Regions from separate parts of the Mus musculus genome. Here region 1 is linked to region 2. The links are chromatin loops, found by intact Hi-C in ENCODE. Cell type or tissue: heart. All regions are shown on one strand.

What was found. Hi-C counts contacts between places; a loop is a spot of excess contacts. Peaks named below come from ENCODE experiments on the same cell type or tissue, not always from the same donor. Only the 100,000 strongest peaks of a DNase experiment are listed, where the experiment ranks them.
Region 1: it touches region 2 in a loop (2.1-fold over the local background); 7 of 42 quality-filtered maps call a loop at or near these places.

What each region holds. Positions count from the first base shown.
Region 1 is chr17:5,247,916-5,255,915 of GRCm38, forward strand. All of the region lies in intron 5 of Arid1b (AT rich interactive domain 1B (SWI-like)), which reads left to right. Among named protein-coding and RNA genes, the nearest start is that of Gm34854, 28 kb to the left of the region's middle. In heart, CTCF peaks have their summits at 4,714 (motif pointing right) and 4,936; DNase peaks (open chromatin) are centred at 16, 1,206 and 1,596; H3K27ac peaks cover 1,907 bases.
Region 2 is chr17:5,318,750-5,326,749 of GRCm38, forward strand. It overlaps Arid1b (AT rich interactive domain 1B (SWI-like)), which reads left to right. Exons shown (of 20, transcript NM_001085355.1): 12 at 1-101; 13 at 2,524-2,728. Among named protein-coding and RNA genes, the nearest start is that of Gm29050, 89 kb to the right of the region's middle. In heart, a CTCF peak has its summit at 3,044 (motif pointing left); a DNase peak (open chromatin) is centred at 5,822; H3K27ac peaks cover 1,608 bases.

The sequences.
Region 1 (8,000 bases), 71 kb before region 2:
CCATGCTGTACGCGCAGCCAAGGTTGAAGACGGGGAGCGTGGCTGTGCAGGGCAGGTGGCAGGCGGGGCGGGTCCTGGCCCGATGGACGCTTCTGGCCCTTTGATTGCTCGTGCTGCTTCTTTGGCTTTGTTAATGACGTATAAGGGCATGAACTTCGGGGTCCTGCTTATGGCTATTTTTGGTTCTTTGTCACTGGCCTGCTGTGTGTGAAGTTAAGTCACTCTAATCTATCTGTAGATGACCACTGATAGGTTAGAACAAATAACATAAACGTAAATATTCACATGAGTGCCTCACCAAAGGGACATGGCTTCCTGGCCGTTCCTGTGTGGTGCTGGTTTTTATTATAGGAAGATTAATCCAAGGTAGATCTTCCTACCCATGAGAGCAGAAAGGACAGAGTTGTAAGGCTCCTGGTTTTGTTTTCTTTGTGTTGCTTGGTTTTAGGTTGTATAAGCATTGCTATGTGCTTACCTGATGGAGGTGGCTCACCCATTTTCCCCTCTAACTGCTGGCCAGATGAGAATGAGGGCTTTGTGAGGTAGGTCAGGAGTCCAGTGAGCTTGACAGAAGAGCCTAGTGAGGAGGACCCTGTGATCAGTCCTTGAGAGCTGTCCTCTGCCTCTCTCTGTGCATTCCTTTCTCCACGGTAAGCCCTGCTTCCCTCTGCTGTGCTCCTGCTCGCTCGCTCTCCTCTCTCCCCCCCCCCCTCTCTCACACACACACACACACACACACACACACACACACACACACACACACCTGTCCTCTGTCCAGGAGGTGACTGGCATACCGCTGCCTGACAAAGGCCTCTAGTTTCTGTGCTTTGCAAAAGTTTGCCAGGATAGAACTTCCAAAGGAAGCTTGGCCAGAGCTGGCCTGTGCTAGATGAACTCCAGTTCTCTAGAGTTCAGCTCATTCCAGAGTCTGTCGCCCCAGCTCCTGGAGAATGAGTTGTTCATCTAACGTGCCCTCAGACAACAAATGCACATGCTGTGATAGTTAAACAGCCCCAGCCCCTCCTTAGCACGATATGAAATGGCACCCAGGTGGGCTTCCAGAGCTGCAGATAAAAACAAGAAAATATTCTAGGCAAAAGACAAGTTTTCTTAATTTGACATTCACACAGCAGATTCAGAAAGGATGCTAACCGGGGGAAGAGAAAGATGGATGGCAGTGAGAAGCTGGTCGTGGGCCAGAGCGAGCAGGAAGGGCGTTAGTGAGAGGAAACGATAAAGGTTCCTGATGTCGTTTGTCAAGATTAGTGCCTGTAACATGAACCACAGAGTGTGCAAAACATGTCTCTCTTTTGTTTAATCCGTTCTGCCTAGCTTTTTAAATCTTTCAAGCCTCAGCCCAAGCCCATCCATCCCAGTAAATATATTTTCCGTGGTTTAATTTACCCTTAATAAGACTCAGGGTATATTACAGGTTTGTTTCTGTGTGTAAACATTTCCTGCCGGCTTTCTCTCGGCATTGCCAGCATAGGCCACGCACACTGCTGCAGGGACATCATTGCCACGCATGCGCTGCAGGGACAGCACCACTGCCCTCCCTGCTGAGCTCACGTCTCAGCATCTATCACGTGCTCCGTTTTGGCTTCTCTGGAGGTAGAAATTCCGTGACAGCTTGTTCCAAGGGGGATGCATGCTGCTTATTGGCAAACTGAGCAAGCAAAAGAAAAAAAAAAGAAACACACAGTGTCATTGATATATCCATGTTTCTAATCTGTGGTTACACAGAAAACATGAATTCAGCATTTCTACAAACTCAGAAAACTTAGCCAGTGTTTTTCCCCTTACAATGTAAAATATTTGTGTGTTAAACAAAGCAATAATTTCCTATCCTTTCCAAATGATGCTTAGCAGCAGTGAGGGAGACAGGCAGGGCTTCTGGTTTTGAGAGACGGTGTGCAGCTCGAAGAGCTTGGTGAGGGAAAGGGCACTGTTCAGCCTCTCCTTAGCAGCCTGTAACCCTTCATGCCAAGCTCCACCGCAGTATGAAAGAGCTCACTAGACCCGGTCTGTCTGGCATTCACCAGATGAATGTGGTGGCTTCTCTTCCAAAGGAGCACGTCTTCTCTTCTTCTACCACATTTGAACTTAAGCTTTGTTTCTTCCTCTTCCTCCACATTCAGCGACCAGGAAGACACAAGAGCTTCTGCTCATTTCCACCTGACCTTTCTTCCCCTCTCGGATCCCTCCCAAGCCGCTAGCAGCCTCGTGCTTCACCACCCTCCTCCCCCATGTCTGCTTGTGCCTGTGTCTGTGTGTTCTTCTTCACTGCAGTTATCTGCTGTAGTGAGAGTCACACACCTTGCTCATTTCTGGAGCTTGTGGACTGTCACCGCTGCAGCCGTGCACGCAGCAGCATACTGCCTCTGTGGACTGTCACCACTGCAGCCGTGCACGCAGCAGCATACTGCCTCTGTGGACTGTCACCGCTGCAGCCGTGCACGCAGCAGCATACTGCCTCTGTGGACTGTCACCGCTGCAGCCGTGCACGCAGCAGCATACTGCCTCTGTGGACTGTCACCGCTGCAGCCGTGCACGCAGCAGCATACTGCCTCTGTGGAAGGGGAGGCATTGACCTGCTGTACTGAGGACTCGAGACGTGAGGGGTACAGTGCTTTTATGAGCTAATGGAAGCAGAGACGAGGAGAGTGTCCGAATCCATTTGGCTACATTTCGGGAAATGGTGGCTAAATGAATAGTGTCTAGAGCTGGTGTGTTCTTAGCTCTTCCGTGTGAGTGTTCTAAAGGAGCAGGCCATTGGTCCCGAAGGAGCGAGCGTTCCTTCTACTTCCCTGTCTCCTGCTCCGCTGAAGCTGAGGACTCTGATGTGTTGATTGATTATAGCCGTTAAGCCTAGTACTAATCAGTTTCATCAGTTACTCTCATTCACACACGTGCACCTTTGATTTCTCTTCCACGACGGGATGATGTGGGTTGTCATTGACTAATGAAGAGCAGAATTGATTTCGGCACGAGACAAACGGAATGCCGACACCAATCCTGAAAGGCATTAATCTTTAATAATTCACATCTGCATGTTTATAAATGGTATACCCGGGGATTGTTAGTGTTGACATTCTCTCTTCCAAACAGAAAGTGACACCAGGATTTGTACTTGCAAACTGCTTTAAATGCACATTGCAGAATGCCAGGGTGTGACCTTGTGAAGGCTGCCAGTACAGTGCTGCATGGGGGCTTCTGTTGCACTTCAGATGCTGCTGCTTCAGGTGTGTCCTGTGCCAGGCCCGGCAGCCCGGCTGCCCACGGCCTCCCTGCCTTCCTTTATCACCACTTGCCTCATTCATTCCACAGAGCAGACTGTGGACATGTTTCTAGGACCATAGGGAAGTGCACTGGGCCTGCACGCGGAGAGTATGGGAAAAACATGAAGTTCATGAATAAGTGTGCTCTTGGTCTGGGGGACATTTTGACAGTTAACCATTCAGACTGGAGTTCAGATCCCCAGACCCAGATACGGGGGATCTTCAGAGCAAGCTAGCTATAGACTTTGATTGGAAGGCCCTACCTCAATCAATAAAGCAGGCACATTATAATTATTTTGTTACATTATTATTGGTGATCCTTTACTATGCCTAATAAATAGGAAACTTTACCAGAGACATTTATGTATGTAAAAAAATATAGTTAATATATAAGGTTCAGTGTCCTCTTCAGATATTAGGGAAGGGTGGTCGCAGTGGGCACACAGGGTTGTGTGGAGGAGGAGGGGTGAAGAAATTAGAGAGCAGTGTCTGTGCTTAGAAGAGGAAGGGGCACAGCGGAGGTGGAAGGGAAGCGTTTGGGCTGACCCTGTTTCTGTGACCCTCCTTAGTAATTCTGCCTAACCATTCAGAGGGAGGGTTTGTTTTGGTTGATTTGTTTATTTTAGCCAAGTTAGGTGTGAAAGTTTGGATACTGGGGCTGCATTTCAGTGCAGATGTGAGAGAGAACTCTGGGTTTGAAGCTAGAGGTGTCTAGCCTTCTGAGCATTCCAGGGGCAGCATGGATTGCTGGCCCCACCCTCACTTAGGAGGTAGTGGCTCTGGCTACCCCGAGCCTCCAGTCAGCCAGTGTGCTGTCCTCACTGTCCCTCATGAGGGCCATTGCTTGTGTCTAGGTGACTGTTAGTTAGTCATCACTGAGAAGCATGGGGTAGAGAACCACCCCAGGCAGTCTTTGTAGTTGCCAGGTTTGTATTTGGTTTCCTGGCCTTTCTAGAGCTAGGTTATGAACTCTGTTGGTAGTGCTGCCACAGTGAAAAAAATACAAGAGGAGTTACAATCTCAGGCCTGAGGTCACTGGTGCTGTCCCCATCTTCACGACCATCACCGTGAATCCATTACACACACACACACACACACACACACACACACACACACACACACACACGATTATGACAAGTTCTTTTGATTTTTTTTTTTAAACACAAAACTGTCATTTGTAGAGAGCTGCACCTCAGTCCTCAGCGTGTTGCTCTGTCTTGTCCCCTCCTCTCCTATGTTTTTTCCCTTAGAGACAGTCATGGAACAGATTTGCATTCCTGTAGTATTATGACTCTGGGCAAGCCCTTTGCCCACACAGCTGAAGTCAACTACCCTGTGCTTACTCTATATTATCCATCCTACCCCTCAAGGTCCAACTGAGTCCTTTTCTTGTTAAGTGCAGCTTCCCGTTACATCAAGGGTGGAGAACCGTGCCTGGCCAGGAGAGGGCGCCCAGTAGATGTTGACCAAGTGCAAGCATGCCAATTCTGAAAGGGGACAAAGAAAAAGAAAAAGAAAGAAAAGGAAAAAGAAAAAGGAGTCTAAGAAAAGACAACTCTGAGGTTATTCCAGGACTAGCTTTCATCCTGAGCTGTGGCTTGGTGGGTTGTCTCTCACTGGCCTTTTCCTCCCCTCCTCAGAGAGACTCAAAGGGGATAGATCAGTCTGTTATCTTTGTGCTTAAGAACAGCACCTAAAACCATAGTTCTCAACTTGTAGATCTAAGCCAAGTCTTTGAGTCTGAAGGCCTCTGCCTGGTTCTGAGCCTTCACAGAGATGCATTAGCATTCATAGCACAATAGTAGCTGCTGACTGAATCCCTATCTCGACAACGGGTAATTAATACGCTCTAGATATTTGAAAAGTGTGCTTGATAACTACCTAGCTAAAATCTAAAGTAAGCCTGGTGCGTATGTGAAGCTGTGGCTCAGAATGTGGCTCCTCCCCTCTGTGTCCTAGTGGTCTCTGTCATGCAACCTCCAGTTGTCCCAGAGGCTCCAGGTAACCTGGACACAAGTTCTGAAGAGCTGTGTGCACAAGAGCACAGTGCTTGTTCCACACCCCGCCGTGCTAGGTGGAACTGGACTGAGCCAGCTCAGCACTCGTAGAACCACCACACACACACACACACACACACACACACACACACACACTCACACACACACACACACACACACACACACACACACTCACACACACACACACACACACACTCTGAACTGAGCCAGCTTGCCCCCCACAACGTCCCCCTCACTGGACTGGACTGGTTCAGGGTTTAGCTGCACACTGCCCTAGGTTTCACTGTGCATCCTTCTCTTCAAAAGCCATTGACTGAAGCACTGCATGCATATATGTGACACTGAATGGAGACCTCACTCAGATGTTATTACATCTAAATGTGAGCAGTGGTGGTAGGTAGACCCCCAGGTCTTGGGGATTTCGGCCTTGCTGGTGAGTTTCCCAGAGCAGTACAGCGCGTTAGCTTTTACTTTTCAGAGGTTTTGGAGCTGGGATGTAGGTTGGTGTCTTCTTGGAAGGTGTAAGCCCTGGGTTCAGTTTCTGGCACCACACAAGCAAAGCGTGAGAGCGCATGCTTGAAGACCCAGCCCTTGGGATTAAACCTCAGCTCCATGGGAAGGTGAAGGCCAGCCTGGACCACATGAGACCCTGCACAAAAGGAAAGAAATAGCGTAGTCACCTCAGCATCCCATAACCATGAAGTTTGTATCCATAGCCACCCATGTCACAACCCAAATTTGGTGGCACACATCTGTGATTCCTGCTGAGGAGCCAGAGACCAGCGGAGCCCTGGAGCTGGCTGACCAGCCAACGTAGCCCCATCAGCATGCTTGCCTTCAGGGAAAGACCCTGTCTACAATAATAAGTGGGAAAGACCAAGTCAGCCTCTAGTCTGCACATGCACACACATACACATGCACACATACCACAAAATTGGCCTGTTAATCAGTCAATATAGTTTAAAGTCAAACATACAGAAGTTTTAAGTTTTACCACAAGAATAAACTGCTAGTGTAGTTTCAAATACAATAAATTTTTAAAACTTTCAGAAACCAGGTTAATTTCACGTATAAATTGATTAATCAGATATTTAACAGACATTAACTCTACATTTAGTAGAATAGAAACTAGTTTTTAGTAATAATAATATGTGTATGTATGCAGAGGACCTGTGTAGCACATATGTGGGGGTCAGAGGATAACGTATGAAGTCCCTTCTTGCTGAACCCACTCGGGCCACCAGGCTCACATGGCAAGTGCCATCTTTTCCACCCAGATACCAGTGTTTAAATGTTGGTTTCTGAGCTGAAAATCTAGTGCTCTTAAACAGTACAGCTTATCCTGCCACCTGTCGCATGCATCCAGGAGTAGTGTCACCATGCCTAATGACTGGGTGTTGTGTTAAAGCATGGCCTCTTGTGCCTGCAGGGCCCCTACACCTCCTTTTACAGTGTCTGGGCTTTAAGCTGACCAGTACCGCAGAAGGCAAGCCCAGCCCTCCCACAGGGCATCTTCATAGCTGCTCCTGTTTATGAGTAGCATTGTCAACCATGTTGGAACCCAGACTGAGGGTGTGACAAGGAAGGGGGGAGTGAGCACAACTCTGATTGAAGAAAGAGGGGACCTGGCCCTACAGCCCTGCAGCCCTGCAGCCCTGCAGCCCTTCAGCCCTGCAGCCCTGCAGCCCTACAGCCCTACAGCCCTACAGCCCTGCAGCCCTGCCTTTGTCCTGCAGGAGCCCTGCCTTTGGCCTGCATGGGGAAGAGAGGAGCAGGCAGCACTCAACTAATCTTTCCCCTGGGGGTCCAGGTAGACAAATTGGCAACCCCATTCACAGCTTTTTTTTTCCCTTGTCCCCTTTGTATCATAAGAACTGCTAATCGGATCCATGCTGCTGCCGTGGCGGTTAGTTATTAGCAGAATAAAGGCAGATTTCTTCAAAAGAACGGGTGGGGAAAATGACTATACAAAATTGCAAGGTTGTTCGAATCTTAAATGCACAGCAGTCGATTTCCCCCTTATTCTGAATTACACGATGAATACAAGTCTTTCATCTGTCACTATACCCGTTTCCTCACAAGGCAGCCAAATATAAGCTTCTCAAACAAAAAGAAAGGAATCTTAGGAAGAGGAAAAATATTGAAGAGGAATAAGAATGGGTAAGAGAAGGGGGAAATTCGGTTTTGTTTCATTAATTTGTCCTGGTGAGAGAAATACAAACTGCCTGCTCTGTGTGCCCCCCGCCCCGCCCCATCCTACAGAAAGCAGGGCTGTGAGCAGAGTTAGCGTGCGTGCTACACTTCTGTGTGTCATGGCTGGGTTGTGTGTGAGTCAGATTCGGAACCTACTACCTCTAAGGTAGACATCAGAATACTGTCATCCCGGGAGAGAGAGTCGCATTATGTCATGGTCCCCACTGCTGCCACCAATGCACTTTTTCTCATGCAGACTTTTGAGTCATACCACAGGCCTGAAAGCTGTCGCAAAGGATGTGTTCTGACAGAATGTTACCACAGGCACCACAGGCTCTGTGGTGGACCTTACCCAGTTGCTCAACACCCAGACTGACTCCCCAAGATAGACATGGCCCCTGTTGTGCCCTCCTGTCCCACTCTCCCACCTCCTGTTGAAGCCATCACACTGGGTGTGAGCTGAGGAAGCCGAGAGCCCTGCCTCCATGGTTGCCTTGTCTTCAGTGGCTAC
Region 2 (8,000 bases):
AGAGGGGCTCCCCGGTGTCCAGTCTGCCAGCAGTGGGCAAGAAGCCCCTGGACCTGTTCCGACTGTATGTCTGCGTCAAGGAGATTGGAGGTTTGGCGCAGGTGAGCCTCCGTCGGGCGGAGTGCTGCAGGCAGGCCTTTGGGCGCACTGCTCGGTTCGGGATGTTGTGTTTGGCCTCTGACTTTTCTAAGCCTGTAGGCTGGTCCCCCTCCTAAGACTCTGTAGTGCTCGGAGGGAGCTACAGTTCCTGACTCTGCTACCCACTCCTGTGGCCTCAATTCCCTCATCCGTCCTAGACCAGCAGACCTTTTTCCCAGGCAGCTCTAAGATTCTCTGGTTACAAATGACTAAATTCGTCATAGATCAGATACAAATCAAATCACAAATCAGATACAATCACTATATTTCTATATCCAGAGCAACTTATAAATTCAAACTGCACATAGTGGGACTTGCCTATAATTCCATAGTTGGGAGGAAGAAACAGAAAGATCAGGAATTCAAAGACAGCTGCAGCTATGTGAGACCCTGCCTCAAAAGAAAGCAGAAAGGGCAATTCAGCTGTAAGAATAAAGCCATGCTTACAGCTCCTGGATAGCTACAGTAACCCCCAGGGCTTACTGGGTGAGCAGGCCACACACCCAGGAATAGAGTTCAAGGTGAGGCTCACCTTTTGTCTGTGCAAAAGCCCACCATTGCTTGTTGTGTCAGAATGTTCCCCTAAACCCCTGTATCCCTGACACTCCACTTTGTTCACCCCATTATTTTTGCTGAGGGGTCTGGTTGAAGTAGGGGTGTACCTCATCTCACCATGGCCTTTATCTGGGTGTACTCACAAGGCACAGGTCACTAACCTTGGGAATTGATGAGGAAGCTCGTGTATAACTAAATAAATTACAATAATGTCCCCACCCGAGTGTGTGGCGGGTAAGCTCCTGCCATGACTGGGGATCTCCTGTGGACTCTAAAGACTCCAGGTCCCCACCCTAGATCAATTCTGTGACGCTGGCTGGGTCCCCAGAAGCCTAATAGGCAGATGGAATGAGACAACAAACACCCCACCAAAGCAACCTGTCACCCTATGTCTCTGGGGTTCTGGGGTGCAGGGCAGACCTTCACTAGTGTCTGGACCCTTTAGGTGCCTGCCCCCCACAGGACTGAGGCCTATAACTAGATCCACTAGAACTCGGGTCTAGCTCTTCGGAATCTCAACATGTGCTGGGTAGAGCACCTCTCCCCTGTCTCCCTATGCCTCTGCCTCTCCCACTCTGCTTAGCTCTCCTAGGCTGGACTCTAATGCAAATCTCCAAGACTAAAGCACTAGAATCCAGGCATCAGGTGGCATGTGTGGCTGTGGTGTGTGTGGCTCTGGTCTGGCTCCCTGAGTCACGCCAGTGTATTTAAGCAGATTACGGCTGCACACAAGCAACTCTGCAGCTTAGCCAGTGCACACCCAGGGGACACCACCAATGCTGTCCCACACCAACAAGGTCATATCCTAGCACTCTGGTTGGCCATCTCTGAAGCAGCTGTGACCTGCTGTTTGCACCCACTTTCGTTAAGTGCTGAAAGATGTATTTCCCAGAGCAATCCAGCAGTGTGTTTATTGTTGTGACTATTTAGTACTACGTAAATGGATGTAAAGAGCCTTGTGCCAAAGTTTAGATCCATAAATTCATTAATTCATGACCATTGCAAGCTACTCAACATAGTACCTGTCCAAAGACACAAGCTTCCTTCTTCCCTGAGTTATTTGTGTGTTCATGTTTCATTCATGACTTTAAGTTCTTACTTCCCATTCCAAGTTGGAATGAGAAAGTTGAAGCAATGCATCTATGTACCTGTGCCCTTCCATGAACGCTCGCGCGCGCACTCACACACACATACACACCTTCTCTTGGAAGGCTGATGGAAACCCTGTAGGACACACACAAACCACTCAGCTGCTGGCCGACACTCCAGCCAGGGAGAAGTAAGCACTTGTGTGCTCAGCCCACAAGGAGCCTCAGTGAAAGCCTTGTGGGAGACTGTATCCCGAGTCACAGGCTCACACTCTGGCTGGTGGGAGGAAGCATTACTTTTTCATGTAAGAATGGTGCCGTTATTATAGTTAAGGCACACTTTTCTTTTAAAGATTAGGGGTGTGAGAGAGAGAGAGAGAGAGAGAGAGAGAGAGAGAGAGAGAGAGAGAGAGTGTGTGTGTGTGTGTGTGTGTGTGTGTGTGTGTGTGTGTTGGGTTCTCCATTCATCGGGGGCTCAGAAATCTGGAAGCTCTTATTCAAGTCTATAGGAGCCGTAGCAGGCAGAGACCCCAGCAAGTGGGCTTTTATGTAACCATCAGCAGGTTCCTTAATGGTTTTATGGCTGTAAATGCTGTCTGTGTGCTGCTGAGTGGGAGTGATGAGCATTAGTTAAAAGAAGCAAATGAAAAAAGTAAGCCAAGACATTAAGTGCTTGTTTGTCTCCAGGCTTTAAACAAGCCACTTTGCCACGAACCAACCATCCTGCCCATTTTTTTGCTAGGTTAATAAAAACAAGAAGTGGCGTGAGCTGGCAACCAACCTGAACGTTGGCACTTCCAGCAGCGCAGCCAGCTCTCTGAAAAAGCAGTATATTCAGTACCTGTTCGCCTTTGAGTGCAAAACTGAGCGCGGGGAGGAGCCCCCACCTGAAGTCTTCAGCACCGGGGATTCGAAGAAGCAGCCAAAGCTCCAGCCGCCATCTCCTGGTAAGAGCAGTGCTCCAGCTGGGCCCAGCAGAGTGGGCCTGGGACCAGGCTGAGCCAGAGCTCCAGAGCCAGGAGAGGACCCACCCCCAGCAGAGCTCAGGCCCTCAGAGAAGGACAGAGTGCTGCAGGGTGTGGTGCTGCCCTGCCTGTCAGACCGTGCCTCCCATCATCTCATCAGAGTAGACTTAGAGTCCTGAGCCACATACCTCTGTGTGTAACACAAGGATTTAAGAATAGCCATCTCTCTGGATGGAGTAAACACCTTCATGAACCCACTCTGGTATTTCACAGTCTGGGTGGCGCCACCTTCAGGCCCAGTGACTGGCTTGCACTACCTCTTCTGTCTGGGCCACTCCAGTTTGTACTTTGAAAAATAAAATCTGGACTCAGGTTCTGCTGTCACCCGAAGGGAATCCCCGCCAGTGCTGAGGCAAAGGCTGTCGGGTGCATCATGGGGACCAGGTGTACAGGCAGCTCCTTCCTGCCCCTGCACCCACACAGTGGATAAGGTCACTCTATCTTCTGGCATTCCTCCCACACCCCACACCCCCGCCCTTAGACTTTGAAGTGTGAGATTACCACATGCTGTAAGCTGGCAAATCCAGTGTTAGAGACAGGGAAATCAGCCCCCTGCCCGGTTCTGCATGGTGGCCTCACTCAGGTAACACCCCGCCCCCCATTTCTGGTTGCTGGTCACTGGTCATCACAGATCCCACTTAAGGCTAGTTCCCTGCAGCATTGGTGGCACCCTGCCGCTGCTGTGTAAGGTGGGGCCTGCGCACACTCAGCAGTCACTGCTCCTGTTCTGAGGCTAACTGAAAGCCCATGTTTGTTGAGCAAATGCAGTATGCTAGGAGTCTCCTGTTTACTGCACTGTTCCAGCACAGCCCGTGTCCTATCACACCTCCAGCAACACTTTAAAAAATGAAGTTTAAAACCAGCGCTGGCATAAATACCTGTTGCTCACTGTGCCCGATACGATCTTCTGATTCTTCCCTTCTCGTGGCGCTCCACGCAAGACAGCGGTCCCTCGGTGTTTTCCCGCCCTTTCCAGGTCCCTGTTTGAGCACCAATCTGTAGTACCACGGCCTGCCTGAACCAGGTATTCCTGGAAGGCAGGCTGGGGCTGAAAGAGAGAGACTAGACGGCGAGGAAAGAATGAAGCCAAGACAAGTTTTCTCTGATCAAGGCCCTCGAGTTTACTAAGACAATGTGCTTATAAAAGGGGGGCGGGGGAGGCCCATCCCCGCCAATCCATTCTTGGTGCCTGAAGCCAGCCTGTAGGCGATGGGCAGGATAGGATGTGTCTCCAGAATGTCTCAAGGGTCTCTCAGCAGGTAGCAGAGTCTCAGAGTTGGGCAGCGGTAGTTGACATAACAATATAGCCATCTCAGTTGGAAGGCTGCACCCCAGGTGATCTCATTTTTTAGAGGCAGCAAAGTCTGAATCAGCCTGCTTCAAGGCTGGGGGCGGCTACATTTACTTCTCAGTCCGTAAGGTTCCCATGAGCCCTGGTGCAGGTGCAGTATTGATGTCCCCAAGACAGTGAAGGTAGATAAGCTCTTAGGACCCCAAAGCTACCCCATGATACTGCAGGAACCCTGTTTGGGGCTTTTTGATCATATGTTGGACACAAACTCACTCGATGCCTTAGCCTAGAAGGAAATGCCTTTGAAGCAGGCCCAGTGTTTACATCAGAATCTAGAGAAAGAACTCTGTTCCCTTGTAATTGATTCTCTGGTGCCAGTCAGCATCAACGAGCAGCCAGCCATGCACTGCCCTGCCCATCCTTAGACGGAGGTCCAGTTCTAAGAAGGAAACCCTCCTCGGCAGCCTCACCCTTAATGACCCCAAACATTGACCACTCAGGACATACCTGAGCACGGGACAGGCTGATTTTAAAAACCACACATTACATTCAGCTCACAGACTTAAAGAATTGGTCTGTGAACAGCCCTGAACTGTTCTTCCAAAATAACACCCCAGTGGGGTGCAGGGTCCAAAGCAGTGGTGTCTGCAAAGATCTAAAGATACGTTTATTTGTCAGGAAAGAGCCTGTGTCCCTGAATGGCTTGCACTTGTGTGTGGAGAATAGCGCTCCCAGCATGCCTGAGGCTCAGAACAGGAAGCCCTGCTGGGGTACAGGTCCTGCAGAAAGTGGAGGCCTGCTCTCCGAGCAGCCAGCACTTTCCTTTCCCCAGTTTAGGACAGCTACCCTTATAGCGGCAACATTATCATTTTACCTGCACAGAGGAACTGGACTTGATCGACCCATCTTGGTCCAGATGTAGCAAGGTCCTGCTGTGACCTGGGGACAGTAGGAGCAAAGCTTCCTGATGCTGCCTGTGCAGTCAGTGTCCACTCCAGAGACACCATGTGGTGTATGCTGGGCCACACAGCCCATCCACGGGGCAGAAACAGCAGCAGCAGCCTGCAGCCCATAGCCAGGCTTATGCATCAGAGCCTCCCTGGCCCCTTGCCCTTCCTTGCAATTGTTGAAAAGAGCTATTCCTGTGCCAAGATGTTTTCTTGGTCTCTTTTAACATACAACTTGTAAAGCTAACTTTCAGTTAAACCTTTCTTAACAAGGCAAACTAAACCAAAAGATTTCCAATGAATGTGTTCCTATATCTTGTGTCTTTGTTCTGGGAGGGTTTTTTTGGTTTTTTGTTTGTTTTGTATTTCCAGCCTGTCTGGGTTTGCTGTGGCTTTATGAATCTAAAGTTGAGTTCAGTCAGGCCTTGGAGGCTTGTCTCACTTCATCTCTACAGCTACGCCATAGAGGCAGGCACTCTGCAGACAGCTGCGCCTCATGACCTCTGCCAGGGCGTTAGCACGCAGTCTGCGTCCCTGGGTTCCATGCGACCCTAACCCTCAACCTCCCCAAGTTAGTGGAGAAGTCCAGTCAACAGCACTTGTCCCCAGCAGACTTGGGGAAATGGCACCGAGGAGGGGGGCAGGCACAGACAAGGGAACTCCACTCAGCTTGTAAGTTTGTAACCTAAAACCCATCCATCTTTGCTGGCAGGTGGCTGGCTGCATTTTTATTATTAGCTGACAAGTGATGTCACAAAACCTGTCTCGCTTCCAACTAGGGAATCCTCAGAGGAAGATAAATGAGAACGGGCTGCTGTATAAGCAAAGCTGCCCTCCAGTTGACCTCCAGACACCAGACCTGGGTCACATGGGCTGTTCTCCCCCCCCCCAACCCCCACCACACACACACACACACACACACCCCTCCCTTTGGCACTAGGGCACCAAGTTCATGCTGTGTAAATTATCTTCCCAGCCGGGAGCCCTGGCTGTTCCTGTCTGAAGTGTGAATGTGCTTAACCTCCAGTAACCTTTCCATTGTTTACTTTAGAGTATACATTCATAGCTTCTGGCAAAAGGTAGGGATCTCCTAGAGAGTAAGCCAGCCTCCTCTGCTAATGGAGTGGCAAGAAGGTGGATTCAGGCTTTTTTTTTTTTTTTTTTTTTCTTAAAAGGAAAGGAAAAACACTAACAAGAAAGGAGCTTTCCTTTATTTATTTATTTATTTATTTATTTTACTCTCTATAACTGTGAATTCTTTCTAAGTAACGGTCATTCTAAAATCACAGCAGCCTAATAGCCACATTTCCAAGGAAAGTCAGCCTGACACAGAAACAAGTTATTTCTCCTCCTCTGCAGTAGGGGGTTGATGGGGAAGATGGATTAGAGTGCTACAGGACACCCCTTCCTCCCTCACTGTGGTTTTCCTTCTTCATGCACATTTCCAGAGTTCTAAGTGTCTGTTAGCTGCCTGAAGCCATCCCTAAGTCTCCCTGAGCTTCATGAACACAGTGGGCCACCACTCAGGCCACAGGGCCCCTGTCTGACAGACAACACTTGTACATAGCTAGTGCTTTCTAAGGACAAGTTGTCAGGTCCAAAGAAAAAAGCCCCAGTTCCCTGTACTCCAAAAGACATCCATATATCCAGAAATGAGCTCAAGCTAGACTGTATGATGTCTGGCGGTTATATAAAAGCCAGCCTTCTTCAAGAACTTATGAAACTGGTCCCCATCTAACAGAAGGAACCATTTCCCTTACCTCTAGCAGAAGGACAAATGGCTACCTTTGTTACATATCAAAGCACAGGCAGGCCTCTGGCTCCCTCAATATCCCAAGTACCTGTTCTACATTTCAAAGTCCACACTAGCACGCTGCTAGCATGCTGTCTTCCCGGGTTCCCTCTGCCTACACACAGTTGTTCTTTCTATAATGGCAAGGTTTTCTCTGCCCTGGCTAGTCTCACCTTGCTCGCTCTAGTCTCTATCTCTTGCTGTTCTCCTTTCTCACAGATAGCCCTGGCCAGGTCCGCTCTGCTGGCCATGCTCAGTCTACTTTCTCTCCCTGCTCTGGACTCTTCCAGATGCCTCTGGCTGCACTCTTATATCTACAATAAAAACTTGGACGATATCACAGAGTTCCTGTGGATGGATAGTTTCTTTACTGACATGCACCTTTCCCATTTCTGATCCCTTCATTAAGTAATGGTTTGGAACTTGCTTAACCAACATATTCTCTGATGTAAAAAAAACATGGGGTGAGGAGGGACCACAGAGAGAGAGAGAGAGAGAGAGAGAGAGAGAGAGAGAGAGAGAGAGAGAGAGAGAGAGAGAGAGAAAGAGAGAGGAAAGCAGGAGATGTTTCCTAAGCTAGCGGTCTGCAGAGTTCACAGTCCCAGATAGTTGTTGCAGGTGCCAGCACATGGGGCTGTGTGAGCTGTGTCAGTTTGCTGCTCTAAGTTCACCTGTTGAAAAGAGCCCAGATCATCGGACACAGATTCATCCAGCATGCTCCTGTCTAATCAATACGTGGAACGAACATCTATCTGTTGAGTATCTAACATGCTAAAGACTGTGATAGATGATAAAGCAGGAGCTCTTGGAATACTTTGGTTTCCCTATAAAGCAAGGTTAGTTTATCCCGTGTGAGCTTGGAAAGGGGCTCCTGTCTGAGTGCTGTTATTCTGAAGTCATCCTGGCTGAGCCTGAGTCCCGGAATTCTGACAACAGCATCAGAGACCTGCAAGTCAGTGGAATAACAAATCCGAGTCACAGCTCAAGTGACAGTGTTTTTAACGATCAAGCATAGATGTCCAGTTGTTGAAGAGATATTAAAATACTGTAAGGTGCCCTGTTAACGGTTGTAAGCACTTTTCAGCTGCAGACATTCCCACTACTGAAGAACCCGCGTTCTGAAGCCCCAGATTACAGCCCACCAACCTCAAACACCAGAATTGT